2 separate regions of the Homo sapiens genome follow, and region 2 is linked to region 1. A link is an interaction called in ENCODE POLR2A ChIA-PET data of the cell type or tissue named here. Cell type or tissue: PC-9. All regions are shown on one strand. Links, peaks and the distances in the headings refer to the core of each region. The heading gives the core; the rest is flanking DNA.

What was found. ChIA-PET counts read pairs that join two places held together with the same protein. Peaks named below come from ENCODE experiments on the same cell type or tissue, not always from the same donor. Only the 100,000 strongest peaks of a DNase experiment are listed, where the experiment ranks them.
Region 2: POLR2A ChIA-PET joins it to region 1 with 6 read pairs; 1 of 35 experiments calls an interaction of 5 or more read pairs at or near these places.

The regions. Positions count from the first base shown.
Region 1 is chr3:98,879,854-98,885,243 of GRCh38, reverse strand. DCBLD2 (discoidin, CUB and LCCL domain containing 2) reads left to right here. Exons shown (of 16, transcript NM_080927.4): 2 at 3,477-3,704. Among named protein-coding and RNA genes, the nearest start is that of DCBLD2, 19 kb to the left of the region's middle. In PC-9, for the core only: no CTCF peak of the experiment used is centred there; no DNase peak of the experiment used is centred there; H3K27ac peaks cover 1,049 bases.
Region 2 is chr3:97,949,869-97,955,258 of GRCh38, reverse strand. RIOX2 (ribosomal oxygenase 2) reads left to right here. Exons shown (of 10, transcript NM_153182.4): 5 at 764-867; 6 at 4,371-4,473; 7 at 5,244-5,390. Among named protein-coding and RNA genes, the nearest start is that of RIOX2, 20 kb to the left of the region's middle. In PC-9, for the core only: no CTCF peak of the experiment used is centred there; DNase peaks (open chromatin) are centred at 2,208 and 2,778; H3K4me3 peaks cover 1,018 bases; H3K27ac peaks cover 2,213 bases.

The sequences.
Region 1 (5,390 bases), core at 196-5,195:
TTAGTTTCTGGTGCATATCATCTTGCTTGCAAGAGGAGGAAGCTCTGAACTCCATCACATATTTTAGAACATTCTTGGCACGTTACTTGTGGACTGTTCCTGCCCTCCCCCTACACAAGGTTATGAAAAAAGACAACTCTGTAATTATTTTCTTCATCAGCATGCATGCAAAAGTCCTGTTTTTCATCAGTTAGTATTTCTTTTGTTAACTTTTGTAGAAATTATCCTTCATGTTGGAAAGGGCAGTAAATGTTCGTGTATTTATTGAGAATCAAACATGAGCATAAGACACCTAAAAATTACTCCTAACACTCTGCGTGTACTCTTTGTAAAAATCATTTTTAAATGACAACCGTAAGTTGAATAATAGCCTACAGGGAATACCTTAAGTGTGACAATCTGCCACTACAAAGTCGTAGATTCAGCTGTTAATAGAAAATACTTGAGTTTCTGAAATTCATCTACACTTTCAATCACCTTAAAAGCTGCCTTTGTTTTCTATTTACTAAAGAACGTGCATTTATATTTTGAGTTACTTTGTTTATTCAGTGGTTATTTTATGAAGATTGAACCACCTACAGGAAGAATGTTTTCATCTTTTCAGTAGTAAGGGCATTTCAGACTAGTTTTATAATGTTAGGAACTCTGTCTTAGGGTGGTAGTTTTTTCCTCTGAGGAAAAATGTTAGTGATTGTTTAAGAGTTATTTATCTTACAATTCATTTATTTTCACAGTAGATTTTTTTATATCCCTATGTTTTTAATTTAGCTGATATCCAGCAGAGATATTCAAGGTATTTTCATGCCAGTTTCAGGGGAAATTTGTGGTTTTTTTTTTTTATGGACTGTGTAACATCCTACATTTTATATTTGCAAAAGACCAGTGGATATATTGCACAGAAATCCACGTTTATTACATTCTGCCCTTATATATTTTTGTGTTACTGAGTTGCTATGCCTAGTTCTTGTGTATGAAATGAAAGCAAGTATAGAAGATAGCTAAAATTTAATGTTGATTAAAAACTAAGCTTTGTGTGAGAGATACTTGTTCAGAAAGCCAGATTTCTAGTACTGACCTTTAAAAGTAGACTAAGGAGCAATACTAATATGGATTCAACAATAAAATTTCTTTATCAGCCAAGGATACGATTTTTAAGTATTATCATAAGAATTTAGGTACAAAGTTGTTCCATCATTAAAGTTAGCTTTGAGACTAATTTGAAATTACTTTTTCATAGATTAATGTACAGTTTCCTTATTCAATTAATAAACATTTATTTAGCATCCACCACTTACTAAAAACTACATGAAATTCTTATTCATAGGCTTTTGAAAGTTTTCATCTTTTCTAGCAAATATTAGCACTACATTTGTTCTTAAAAATAATCAACATAGTAGAAAGTTCTATTACAGCCCTCTGTGTCCATATTGAGTTTAGAACTCAGCAGTGTCACTTTTAATATAGTTTTTGTGTAAGTGCTGTACTGTTCCAAAAGGTGATTTGTAAATAACTGTTTTGAAGGACAAAATGCTGTTATTTTAAAAGCATATATTCATCATCCTACTAGAAAGAGATTTATTTGAATCTTATTGTTATGGAATGCTGAACAGTACAGTTGGAGCAGCTGCTGAAACTCCTAAATGAACATTAATTTTTCCTTCTGGGTGCTCAGTAAAAACAAAATACAAACTTTATGATAAAGAATGCAAATATTTCATTTTTACAAACATGTTGTTAACTAAGTTTCTGTATTTAGCTGCTGAATAAATTTCTGGAGCAAATAATGCTGCTGCCAATATATAAAGGTCATTTTTTCAAATCTTTAATTTTACTTCTCCTTATTCTATAGGGAAAAAATAAGGTGTGCGGGAGGAACTACTAAAAAGTTAAATTTCAGTAAATATAGAATTAAACTTCATTAAATATTGCTTTAATAATTTCAAGAAGGAGTGCCTTGTAGTCTGTAATAGTCAGTAATCTGCATAATCTTTCGTACATAGTGTTTTTAGAAATATTCAGCTTCTCGACATTTATGCAGCCAACAAACATATGAAAAAAATGCTCATCATCACTGGTCATTAGAGAATGCAGATCAAAACCACAATGAGATACTATCTCATGGCCAGTTAGAATGGTAATCATTAAAAAGTCAGGAAACAACAGATGCTGGAGAGGATGTGGAGAAATAGGAATGCTGTTACACTGTTGGTGGGAGTGTAAATTAGTTCAACCATTGTGGAAGACAGTGTGGCGATTCCTCAAGGATCTAGAACTAGAAATACCATTTGACCCAGCCATCCCATTACTGGGCATATACCCAAAGGATCATAAATCATGCTACTATAAAAACACATGCACACATATGTTTATTGCGGCACTATTCACAATAGCAAAGACTTGGAACTAACCCAAGTGTTCATCAGTAATAGACTGGATAAAGAAAATGTGGCACATATACACCATGGAATACTATGCAGCCATAAAAAAGGATGAGTTCATGTCCTTTGCAGGGACATGGATGAAGCTGGAAACCATCATTCTCAGCAAATTACCACAAGGACAGAAAACCAAACACCACATGTTCTCACTCATAAGTGGGGGTTGAACAATGAGAACACACGTACACAGGGAAGGGAGTATCACACACTGGGGCCTGTCAGAGGCTGGGAGGCTGGGGAAGGGATAGCATTAGGAGAAATACCTAATGTAGATGATGGGTTGATGGGCACAGCAAACCAACATGGCACATGTATATCTGTGTAACCTGCGCATTGTGCACATGTACCCCAGAACTTGTATAATTTTTAAAAAGTTAAAAAAAAAAGAGCTTCCATTCAGCTTCTCACAGATATTTTGGTTCATGATTTGTAAATAGATGAAGCTGACCACATTTCTATATTTTACATTCACTTTTTGAACAATTAAGTTGCTCTTCTTTTGAAGATTGGATTTATTATAACATGTATATGTATATTTAATGACTACTAATTTATATTTACTTTTATTTGTTCAGAATTGAAATCTCCTTGAACTTATAAATTATATAAGTAACCATTGATTATTTTGACCTAACTTGTCTTCTCTTGCCTCCTGTGAATAGATATACTAAGAACAATGTCAGGTCTTGTGATTTGTTAAAGGATACAAAGTTACAGCTAGATAGGAGGAATCTACCACTGCAGGATGGCTATAGTTAACAAAATTATGTAGTTTCAGGTAACACAAGTGATAAATGTTTGAGATGATGCATTTGCTAATTGCCCTGATCTGATCACTATACATCATATGTATCAGAACATCACTGTGAACCCCATGAGTATGTACAATTATTTGTCCATTAAAAAAAATAAAATAGAAAGTATGGGTGGTATAAAATATTTGATGTCGTGCATATTTTTAAATCTTCACAAAAAAATCATTATAGAGGAAGTAAAATATGTGAGAATAATTTATCATTCTTTTCACTTTTTTTAAAGGTGATGGATGTGGACACACTGTACTAGGCCCTGAGAGTGGAACCCTTACATCCATAAACTACCCACAGACCTATCCCAACAGCACTGTTTGTGAATGGGAGATCCGTGTAAAGATGGGAGAGAGAGTTCGCATCAAATTTGGTGACTTTGACATTGAAGATTCTGATTCTTGTCACTTTAATTACTTGAGAATTTATAATGGAATTGGAGTCAGCAGAACTGAAATAGGTAGGACTTTTTTTTGTAAATGTACATGTAAATACATCATTGTCTCAATGATGTATTTTTTTGATATTAACATTAAATAACCATGCAGTGTAAGGTGCTATGTGGGAAATTATTGAATATGTGTAAAAATTTTGAATTTGAATCTTTTGGGAAGAGAAGATTCTTGTCTGTTTACTTTATTTACTTTTCTAATAAGCACATATTGGTACCCTTGCCCAAGATGCCACTGTACTACTAAGAAGGAGGAAGTTAATTCTCTGTTTTTTTTTTTTTGTTTTTTTTTTTGAGACAGAGTCTTGCTTTTGTAGCCCAGGCTGGAGGGCAATGGCGCAATTTTGGCTCACTGCAACCTCCGCCTCCTGGGTTCAAGCTATCCTCCTGCCTCGGCCTCCCAAGTACCTGATTACAGGCGCTCGCCACCATAGCCGGCTAATTTTTTTTTGATTTTTAGTAGAGACGGTTTCACCATGGTGGCCAGGCTGTTGGCCAGGCTGGTCTCAAACTCCAGCCTCAGGTGATCCACCCACCTCAGCCTCCCAAAGTGCTGGGATTACAGGCGTAAACCACTGCACCCAGCCAATTATCTCATTTTTAAAAATGTTTTCCTTTCATAGTTTTATTTGCAATTGAAGAATACAAGTATAATTAATGCTTAGGAGACAGTATAGCATGGTGATTAAAAACAAGGGTTTTGGATCCAAACTTCCTGGGATTAAAGCATAACTCTCATCAGCTTGCTGTGTGACTTTGGCCAGATTACCTGACCTCTCCATTTTTTCTCTTGTAAAAAATACAGGGAATGAACTAGTATGTGTAACGTGCTTAGAAAAGTAAACAGCACCTAAGATATAATATATGCTTAGTAAATGGTAGTGGCCATTGTTGTTGTTCTTGATTAAGAGCAGTGGTTCTCAATTATAGCTGCATATTAGAGCCACCTAAGTAGTAAACAATACCATAAACCCAGTTACCATCCTAGACCAGTTGAATCAGAATTGATTAGGTGGAACCCAGGCCTCAGTATCTTAAACGCTTCCTGGGAAAATCTCTTGCAGTCACGTTTAAAAACCTTTGATTTAGGCATCAGTACCTTTCTTAAGCAAGAAAGGTGGAAAAATTTGTAAGGCTTTTTAGGTGAACTAACATTATAAAATTAGGAATTCTCTGTGAGTTTATTTAGAAACATTTTTTGGTTCCAGTGTGTAAAATATCCTTCAGAACTATAATAGGAATCCAATATACTGTTCTTTAAATACCATACTATGTTCATCCTCTGGCTTCCTCTCCATCTCTAGTGAAATCCTTCATCTCTTCTTTACTTTTTTGGCCTCTTATCTACCAGAGGAAAAATTCCTGCCCTATCTCCCAGGCTGCTGATTGATAAACTTTGGTGCTTCTCAGTCACTTCTTGATTAACCTGGTGGTTTGAGCACCACGTGCGTATTGCATGAATATATGGTGTTGAACAAAGTTTTAGGAACACAAATCGCCTGAGGATGTAGAAAAACTTACTGTGATATTAACACTAATAGAAGATAACTGGATAGTAGATGTCTCCTGCAGATGCAGTAGGGAGCAGACAGTACCACCTGAGCATTCTTTAAGCAACAGTGAGGAAAAGTGAACCACAGTTTGGTCACCCCTCTAACACTTTACAGGAGATAAGGGAGATAGAGAAATACATTC
Region 2 (5,390 bases), core at 125-5,124, 930 kb after region 1:
ATTTTTGATTACATCTTATTTTTCAGTTGAAATAGGGATTGTATAGTTTTTCAATTCATCCCAACATTCATTGAGCCTGTGTTGAGTGCTAGGTGCTTTGCTAGGGTAGGCTCTGGGAAAGACAAGATGGTAAGATACAGACCCTGCGCCTAGAAGTACTCAAAAATTATCAGGAAGTGGGGGACTGGCGGATAAAATCATATAATCCAATCACATGCCCATCATTGCCCTAAGAGCTTGGAAGCAGCATCTCTAATCCTCAAAATAATCCTGTAAGGTTTGGGGCTATTAAACTTCATTTTACAGATAAAGAAACTGAGGCTTTGGGCAGGTAAATTGCCAGATCATCAGCCAGTAAGTGGCTGTGTCTGTGTGACTCTAAATTCAAGCTCCTACTCTTAACCACTGAAGCATGCAAGAGGGAGGAAGCAGGCGTCCCAGGCACAGGATGTTACCTTCCTTGATCCCTGCATCAGGGCAGGGTAGTCTCAGGTGAGTCTAGTCTCAGCTTGAGAATGAAAAGATAGTGACTTCAGGCACCGAGAGCCTCTCGTGGATCATGGTTAACAGTGACAGGCTCACGGACACAGAGAAGCTAGACTAGCTGCACACGACATGAGCCCAGCATATAGACTGTGCCTTGAGGTTGTGGTTTCTAGAATGGAGAACTGAGACTCAAAGCCCATATTTATCTCCCTGAAATGAAGAGGACTGAGAAGGAATACTTATTAACTTCTCTACCCTTTCCTATTCCTTCCTTTAGCCGGGTGATTTGTTGTACTTTCCCAGAGGAACCATTCATCAAGCGGACACTCCTGCGGGGCTGGCCCACTCTACTCACGTGACCATCAGCACCTACCAGAACAAGTAAACACTGCCTCCCAGCTGCACATGCTAGGACAGCTCTGAGTCCTGGCCTGCAGCAGCCACATTCAGGAGGGATATGAGGGAGTTGGCCCCTACCTCCTATGCAAACCCCAGGGTTTATGTCCTTTACTGACTTCCACATTCCTTTGATGTCCCATGTATGTGACTGGTCCCTCTGGACTTGCTTCTGGGGACATCATGAACCTGACTCTGTAGGATGTGGGGCATTGCCCAAATAGAGAGTCACATAGTTTGGAAAGAAAGAGACTAGCTGTGGGTACATCAGTGTGTTAGTGATGCCAGGCTGGGCTCATACTCTCTCTCTTTTTTTTTAATATGATAAAATATATAGAACATAAAATATACCATTTTAAACCATTTTAAAGCATAGTTTGACATTAATTACATTCACACTCTTGTGCAGCCATCACCACTATTCGTTTCTAAAACATGTTTATTCCAACAGAAACTCTGTACCCATTGAAATCTCTTGGTCTCTTTGAGGGTTTCTCTTTTTACAGTCCATGAAGTTAAAGTAGGACAGGCAGTCTGGAACAGCAGGAACTAAAGTGCATGTGCTGACAGCAGTTCCAATTAAAATCATGTTCATTTCAGCTAGTACCTCCTCACTGGGTGGCAGTGCTGTGTGAGTTATATCCAAAAAGCAGCAACCTTGCTGGTCCAAATCATATTTAAAAATACTAATCATGGCCAGGCGTGGTGGCTCACTCCTGTAATCCCAGCACTTTGGGAGGCTGAGGCGGGTGGATCGCTTGAGGTCAGAAGTTTGAGACCAGCCTGGCCAACATGGTGAAACCCCATCTCTACTAAAAAAAATACAAATATTAGCCAGGTGTGGTGGTGTGCACCTGTAATCCCAGCTACTCTGGAGGTTGAGGCAGGAGAATCACTTGAACACAGGAGGTGGAGGTTGCAGTGATCCAAATCACGCCACTGCACTCCAGCCTGGGCGACAGAGCGAGACCCTGTCTCAGGAAAAAAAAAAAAATACTAGTCATGAGTTAATGTGTTAAACAAATATGTACTAGACATTGTGTTTGTTGCTGGGAATTCAAGGATTTTATCGAAGGGGTTTTGAGAGAGCTTATACTTTGGAATTGGTTGTAGGAGAAGAGATGGTGTGATAAATTCTATTGTAGGTTTGCAGAGGAGACTCTTGGAGCATAGAGGAATGCATTTAGCTAAGTAGGGGCATTAGAGAAGCCTTCAGAAATGACACCAATGCTGAGTGAGTCTTAAAGGATGAGTAAGTAGGGGTGGGTCAGCAGATCAGAGTAGGAGAGGACATTCTAGGTCCAAGGGACGGCAAGTCACCTCCTACCTTCAGGGCCAGAACTTGCAAAACAAGTTAGTAAGCATACCTCTGCTTCCTCATCAGACTTTTCAGTGTGAATTTCACCTCTACATTTAAAAGACTTACTGGAGGAATTAGCTGAGGCCTGGCCCTAGTTTAGTGCTATCTTTCCCACAAGTAGAAGGCCCAAGTTTGTATTAGGCTTCCATTTTGAAAAATGCCCTCATCACTTTGGCTAGGTAGGTTCCTTGCATTTTAAGGGACAGAAAGTCACCAAAGCCAGCTCAAGAAGTGCAGGGTCACTTGAGGGAGTGAGTCCTAGAAACTCCAGGCTACAGAGAGGCTGGAATTAGAAGTCCATTCTGGATTCAGAGCAGTTCTGGACCACATAGTTTGGCCCTTTGAATATCCGTGCATCTGTGGGTGTCCCATCGTTAATGTTTCTCAGGTACTCCCTTTCTGTAATTCTCTTTTCCATTTCTCTTGCTGCTACCAACTGGTTTTCTAGTGACTGGTGTTTTCTCCCTTCTGTTCCTTCTTCAGCTTCTGTTTACTCATAACATTAGGCCATCACCAGTTGCTACTCTGACCTCCATCTCATTGACCCTGTTAGCTTTTGCTTCTGCTAAGGACCTGACTCACTCTCTGTTTCCCAATCCCAAGAGTGAGGAACTGGCCGGCTGCCCCTGGGTCCTATTCATTTCTTCTCTTTTCAGCTGGGGCTGGGAAGAGCTTCCTAAGTTACAGAAGTTGCCTGCTTAGGATTGTGGGTGGGTACCATGATCAATGTGTCCAGGCTGGATTTTGACCTGTGTCTTGGACAGTGATGCTGGAGCTAGAATGAGAAGATGTGACTTGAGGGCCATTGCTCCCCAGAAATGATCCTGTGTTTTGAGCCTAATGCTCCTTCAGGTACCATGTAAAGGTGAATATTTGGGGCCTCTTCCTAACACCTGTCAAGGTAGCATTGTTGGAGTGTTTGGGGGTCTGCTGTATGTTGTTGATTTGGTTGTTTTACCAAAGTGGACCCTTCAAGAGATATTCCTAAATTGTGGGAAGTCCCAATATCTATTCTGACTCTTAGAGGAGCACTATTTAACTTCTACTAAATTCCTCCATGAGCTGTTGCTGTATGACTTCCACCTACATAAACCTGCAAAGGAAGCACATATTGTATGGTGCTGAGAGATCTGCATGTGCCCTCCGGGTTGAGACTCAATTAAAGATGCAGGGTTGGATATAACATTAAGTCACAAAGCAGTGAGGCCGCCAGGTAGTAGATGTCTTGGGAAAAGTGTCTCTCATGTGGCTTTTGTCCTCCTTTGCAACTTTTCTGGGAGGGAAGCATAACAGTGTTAATTTTGCTTACTGAGTGAGAAGTAAAAGTCATACTGTGAATTTCCATTTTCTACTAGCCGGCAATTTGAAATCTGCTGGTGACACAGGAAAATTTTAAATAGCTAAGAAATGTTTAAAGAGAGCATCCCCACAGAGTGCATTTCTTACACCGGCACGCACTTAGGAATGAGCCAATTCCAGATACCCCAGAGAAAGCAAAGGTAATTGAATAGGGATATTTGTCCCTAGATGTTATTTTTAGTCACTGGCTTCTATCCCCCGGTAAAACCACTGCTAGACATAATTGTTTTGGAATTATTGATGGTAGATATTTTCTTTAGGAGTAGCATCCCTTGTAAGTGACAAGGAAAATGTAACATACAACTGTTCAAATAATTACACAATCCAGATATCTTGCTGTTACCCCAAATTTGTTGTATTTATTGCACATAAAATTTGGTTTTAGATCCTATAATGACTGTTTAAATTTCCTACAAATCTCCCCTCATAGACACTTTTGTTAAAAATTTGGTCCATTGAACTTCCTGTTTTATGAAAGTCTATGGTTAATTTTCTGAGAGCTTTTAAGAGAAATCAGTATTGAAGCCTAGCTTCCCACTTTTAACTTTGCAAGTGAGTGTCTGGAACGGGGAGGGAGGAAACAGGGTGGTTGATGAAGGTCTTAGATTTCCATGCTGAGTAATGTCCAATTAATGGAACTCAAAATGCCTGGACAGGGAAGCCATAATCCAATTTGTAGCTTTTGGCTTTACTAGCAATAAGTATTTTATGTATATTTCGTATGCACTCACTGTTTTGGTTTTTTTTTCCCCCTTGGTGCATATCCTAGTTCATGGGGAGATTTCCTTTTGGATACCATCTCGGGGCTTGTATTTGATACTGCAAAGGAAGACGTGGAGTTACGGACCGGCATACCCCGGCAGCTGCTCCTGGTAAGGAGTAAAGGCAGGTAGGAATGAAGGATGGTAGCTGCAGCCCAGGCCAGCTGAAGTCCTACCTTAAGGACCCCAGGATACTTCTTCCAACATGAGCCAGGCTTGTCTACTGTGCTGCACTGCTGAGCTGTGTGACTTGCAGAATGAGTGGAGTGCCATGTGTTATGTGGTGATCCAAAGAACTGTGATGTTGTACAGACAGCTCTGTATTTCACAGTGGCAGTAGCAGGCAGTGTGAAAATGTTGGTTGAGTAAATGAATAGTACGGCCAGGAGAACTGTAGATTTAGCACACATCAGATTACTAGTTAAGAGAAACTCACTGTACTGGAGATCCTGGCCTCGGTGTATTCGTTGGCCTCCTGTTCTTTTATTACATTTTGAAACAGGAGTGTTATTTGATTAGTTTTGAGATGAGTGGATTAGAGCTGAGTTGAGCAAAGGTTGCTTTCTCTGAAGCATTCATCTTAGGACAGTGACCTGCTTTCCAAAAGGCAGAGCTCAGACTGTACCATATTTCCAAGGATCTCTATTTCTAGGCAAAATTCTGAAAATTTTTTGCAAACAATAGGCAGCTTAGAATTAACAGTGTTTATAAGGAAATGATGAGATATCATTCTTAGGGGCTCAGGTTGTCCCTTCCCCTTTGGAATGACATGGATTAATGTCTATACCCGGTGGCTGGCAGTTTTGCAGTCTACTGTGGAGACTGAGCTGGGCAGTAAGTTCTGCTGGCATCTGGGCCAGGACTCACTTCTGTGTTCCTAGCAGGTGGAATCCACAACTGTTGCTACAAGACGATTAAGTGGCTTCCTGAGGACACTTGCAGACCGGCTGGAGGGCACCAAAGAACTGCTTTCCTCAGACATGAAGAAGGATTTTATTATGCACAGACTCCCCCCTTACTCTGCGGGA